Regions from separate parts of the Homo sapiens genome. Here region 1 is linked to region 2. A link is a loop called in an ENCODE intact Hi-C map of the cell type or tissue named here. Cell type or tissue: HCT116. All regions are shown on one strand.

The links. Hi-C counts contacts between places; a loop is a spot of excess contacts. Peaks named below come from ENCODE experiments on the same cell type or tissue, not always from the same donor. Only the 100,000 strongest peaks of a DNase experiment are listed, where the experiment ranks them.
Region 1: a loop joins it to region 2, with 4 times the contacts of the local background. A loop is called at or near these places in 10 of 110 quality-filtered maps.

Annotation. Positions count from the first base shown.
Region 1 is chr16:66,561,083-66,563,582 of GRCh38, forward strand. CKLF (chemokine like factor) reads left to right here. Exons shown (of 4, transcript NM_016951.4): 3 at 2,040-2,135. The region is part of intron 2 of CKLF-CMTM1 (CKLF-CMTM1 readthrough); the gene reads left to right. Among named protein-coding and RNA genes, the nearest start is that of CMTM1, 4.1 kb to the right of the region's middle. In HCT116, a CTCF peak has its summit at 1,529 (motif pointing right); no DNase peak of the experiment used is centred here.
Region 2 is chr16:66,871,952-66,874,451 of GRCh38, forward strand. LOC124903699 (a long non-coding RNA gene) reads right to left here and starts at 1,304. Exons shown (of 4, transcript XR_007065088.1): 1 at 1,164-1,304. In HCT116, a CTCF peak has its summit at 1,361 (motif pointing left); a DNase peak (open chromatin) is centred at 1,470; H3K4me3 peaks cover 1,038 bases; H3K27ac peaks cover 1,334 bases.

The sequences.
Region 1 (2,500 bases), 310 kb before region 2:
CACAGAGATGGCTGACTGTTCCAATTAATCTGTAGGTGGGGAAAAGGTAACTTAGAAGTACCTCCATCTGCTAGCCACTGCCTTTGCTAACTAGGAGAGGGCTTGGTCATCTCCATTCAAATTGTCCCAAAGTTGTTGTCCCTGATAACAGTCTGTAGAGCAGGCCTTCTCTGATTGTTCCCCCCCGAGAGCCCCAAATGACAGAAAACACAAAAAGCCAGTCAACCCATGGCTTTGAGGAGGTATCTAAGCATAGGCTCAGAATTCCTTTGAAATCCCTATTTTTGTAATTAAGTTTACATTCTACTCTGTGGCATATAGATGTTTTCATTTTTAATATAAAATAAATGGTCTAAATTACTCTTGAGGATCATTGGTGTTTCGGGGCAGGCATATCTTTTTTTTTCCCCCTGTGGTTCTCTGCACTCCCTAGAACACCACTTTGATCCAAAGCCATCTATAAACCCTTGCCCAGATTGCTCACAGGAGGCAGGCTGCCTGTCTGAAGTAGGAGTGTGGTCTGTTGCCTTTTGAAGCAGAGCAAATATCCAACACAGAAGAGAGTTAACCTAGAATAGTTGTCTCAGTATCTCCTACAAATGAGAACTTTTTTCTTCCTAAGTATATCTGATCTTGCCCTACCCCCATTGAACCTGTTCCTACTTTCTTTCTAATAACTGCTTTTCTAAATTACCAGGGTTTTGCAGTTTGCTATTTGGGTTATTCCTTCCTGCCTGTGGTTATCTGCAAACATACATAAACCTTTCTCAGCTAGACAGTTTACCTTTCCCACGCTACACATCCATTTTAAAAATGTAAAATTGCACTTCTTGACATCACAGTTAAGAATGAAACTGATTTTTACTTTGTAAAAGTATTAAGCGAATGAGCTATATCATCAGCAATAATAACATAATTGGTCATCCATTGCATAGAGATGTCTGTGGGGGTTTCCTGAAAATTACCACTTTCTCTTAAGTGTGTGCTATTTTAAGTTTTATTAATTGCCTTTTTTTTTTTGAGACGGAGTAAAAAAAATTCCACCAGGCTGGAATGCAGTGGTGCAATCTTGGCTCACTGCAATCTCCGTCTCCTGGCTTCAAGCAATTCTCCTGCCTCAGCCTCCCAAGTAGCTGGAACTACAGGCGCTCACCACCATGCCTGGCTAATTTTTGTATTTTTTAATAAAGACAGAGTTTCACCATGTTGGCAAGGCTGGTCTTGAACTCCCAAAGTGTTGGGATTACAGACATGCACCACAGCGCCCAGCATTAATTGCATTTAGTAACTTAAAGTTTGATATACAATGTAGACTACTCTGCATTTTCTTACGTTATTAAAAATGAGCATTTTTACTTCCCATGGCACCCCTTCTACCTTAAACTTTCTACATAATACATCATCTACTTTATTTCCTAATCAGATGAGTTTTCCCTTCAACTACATTTATGTTAAGTAAAAAAGAAATAAAAAGCTTTTTAAGTAAATGATTGGCATATCACAGGTAAAAGAAAACCACTAGGTGTCATTATAGACCAGATACTATCTAGGTATCATTTTACTGTGACATTTTGGTTTCCTGAAAGATAGATGCTAAATAAATTTGTTTAATAAAATGAAACTTTCAAAATATTTAGGAAGCTGACTCCTTTTGTTGCAACAGAGTCTCACTCTGTTGCCCAGGCTGTAGTGCAGTGGCATGATCTCAGTTCACTGTAACCTCTGCCTCCCGGGTTCAAGCAATTTTTGTGCCTCAGCCTCCCGAGTAGCTGGGATTACAGGCATGCACCACCATGTCTGGCTAATTTTTGTTTTTTTTAGTAGAGACGGGGTTTCACCATGTCGGCCAGGCTGGTCTCAAACTCCAGGCTTCAAGTGATCTGTCTGCCTTCCAAAGTGCTGGGATTACAGGCGGGAGCCAGTGCATTCTGCCTGCTGACTTTGTTTTTTGTTGTTGTTGTTTTTTTGTTTTTTGTTTTTCCTTTTTAGCATTGCTTGGTAGTCTTCATGTAAGGCTCAGCTTTATTGTGTGTTTTTAGGATATTATCAACTCACTGGTAACAACAGTATTCATGCTCATCGTATCTGTGTTGGCACTGATACCAGAAACCACAACATTGACAGTTGGTGGAGGGGTAAGTGGAAGTCTTTCTGCTTGCTTTCTTCAGGTTTTATCAGAATGCAAATTTACTTGGAAAACAGATGTAAGAATAGAAAGCTATACTATATTCATCCTTGAGATTCCTAGGCCAATATACAATGCCTAGTGGCTTAATATTTTTGTCTGTGAATGCTTGCCCTGATTAACATGAAGGAGTATGATTTTATACTAGAAGCAGAATTAACCCAATAAAGGGGTTCCTACAGATTTCTTATAGGTACGTAGGGCTAGACTAGACTGACAAAAGCTACTGGAATCAGTTACAGCACTTAGCTCTGAGAAACCTGATGTCAAGCAAAACAAAACAAAAGGATGGATGAGTTTCATAGCTCTCCCTTT
Region 2 (2,500 bases):
GCCATAAAATCCAAGCCCTTCCTTTGGCCCACAAGGCCAGGACCTTTGCCCCTGCTGTTTTCTCTCCATAACTTCCTTCAGATCTCTCCCGAAAGCCTTCCTGGATTTCCTATCTACAAGGGCGGTGCCTCCAGTCCTCACCCACAGGGCAGGTGCAGCTGCAACCTGGCCTCTTCTCTGTTGCCTTCTTGCCCCAGAGAGTGGGTGTGCTGTGTCTTCTTCCCTCCCACTCCTATGTGTAAGTGTGTAAGGCAGACTTTAATGAATTGTTCCTGATTATTAAATATATGTTCCATGTTTAAAAATAAGAAAAGTAGGCCAGAGGCGGTGGCTCACGCCTGTGATCACAGCACTTTCGGAGGCTGAGGCAGGAGGATTGTTTGAGTCCAGGAGTTTGACACCAACCCCGGGTAACAGAGCGAGACTCTGTCTCTATTTAAAAAAAAAAAAAAATGAGTAGGGCTGGAGTGGTGGCTCACACCTGTGATCCCAGCACTTTGGGTGACTGGAGAGGATTGCTTGAGCCCAGGAGTTCAAAACCAGCCCTGGCAACATAGCAAGACCATGTCTCTATTAAATAAATTAGTAAAAAAAAATTTTTTTTAATTAAAAAGATATAAGAATAGTAAATAATGAAATAAATGGAAAAATAAAGAATGTAAGAGTTCCAGCTGGGCTGTGGTGGTGCACACCTGTAGTCCCAGCTACTTAGGAAGCTGAGGTAGGAGGATCTATTGAGCCCAGGAGTTCAAATGCAGTGAGCTATGATTGCGCCACTGCACTGCAGCCTGATGGGAGACTGTCTCAAAAATAAAGAAATAAAGAAATAGACCTACAGTTTTATGACCCAGAGATAAGCATTGGTAACTGCTGGCTTGTGTGTCCTACTAAACTTTTCTCTGCATATAAACAGGTGTGCACACGGGGAGGAAAAGGGGATAGAGAAGAAATACAGAAATAAATCGTTGTTGTTATCAAAACGCCTTCTCTTTGTCGTAAACGTGTTTTTCCACTTGGTGTTCTGTCCTGGCCAATTCCAACCGCGCGCCTGCTCAGGCCGAGGTGAGATCCCTGCAGCCCCAACCTGGGGTGCTGACACCCTTGCACACCACCCTTGTGCGCAGCCCCCAGTGCTCGCATGCTTTTTGCATAGAGTTGCTCACCGGCTCGCTCCGACCAGGGCTTCCCCGGAAAAGGTGGGGAGGGGCTCCTAGGCACTCGCGGTTTCCTGGAGATCCACCGTCTCCCTGGGTAGCTCAGGCCGGTGCTCCAAGGCCATTGCCTGCTGACGCAGCCGACTCTGCGGTCTCCTACAGCATGCGCCTCCTGGGAGCGAGCTCGCCGGGCCGCGCCCCCTGCTGGCCGTGTCCCCTGAAGCCTCGGCCGCAAATGCGCGCCGCTTGAGCCTCGGAGGTTCGGAGTCTCCTCTCCCAGCTTCCTCTTCTCCGTCCACGCCCACCAGACTTTTAGGCCGTTCTACTCTCCAAACTACCCTTCTTGAAAGGATGTGAGTCATTTGCCAATTGGAGTGCAAACGACAACCACAAAGCCCACACAAATGCCCTTCCATGTAGTTTTACTGAGGCTCAGAGGAAGTGACTGGCCCGCAGGGTCACACAGCAAGTAGGTGGCAGAGCCGGGCCTCAGTCCTGAGACCCACAGGGTGATGGAAAATTCTTCTCTCTCCTCCCCCTTCTCCTCCTCTTCTTCTCCTACTCCTCCTCCTGTCCTTCTTCCTCCTCCTCCTCCCCCCTCCTCCTCCCCCTCCTCCCCCCTCCTCCCTTCTCCTCCTTCTCCTCCTCCTCCTACCCCCTCCTCCTCTCCCTCCTCCTACCCCCTCCTCCTCTCCCTCCTCCTCCCCCTTTCCCTCCTCCTCCCCCTTCCTCTCCTCTCCTCCCTCCTCCCCCTCCTCCCTCCTCCTCCCTCCTCCTCCTTCCTCCTCCTCCCTTCCTCCTGCCCCCTCCTCCTCCCTTCTCCTCCTTCTCCTCCTCCTCCTTCTCCTCCTACCCCCTCCTCCACTCCCTCCTCCTCCCCCCTTCTTCTCCTCTCCTCCCTCCTCCCCTCTCCTCCTTCCTCCTCCTCCCTCCTCCCCCCTCCTCCTCCCTCCTCCTCCCTCCTCCTCTACCTCCTTCTTCTTCTTGTTTTCTTCTGTTGGCCTGTCTCTGTTGCCCAGGCTGGTCTCAAACTCTTGGCCTCAAGGGATCCACCTGCCTTGGCCTCCCAAAGCACTGGGACTACAGGCATGAGCCACCACCCCTGACCAAGGTGATGGAAAATAATGAGCCCACTCCTGAATAAGGCCTGATTGGGGATGAGTGGGACTTGATGGTGGCAAAGAGAGCAGTTGCTTTGCCCCTAGGGCACAGATCACTGCAGTCTTGTGTGCAGCTGCTCTTTCTGGTGAGTGAAAGGAATTGCCCCTCTTTGGAAAAGAGGCTGAAAAACACAGGTCATATTTCCCCCAGAGAGTCTGCCCATCCTCCTCTACAGGAGAGCAAGC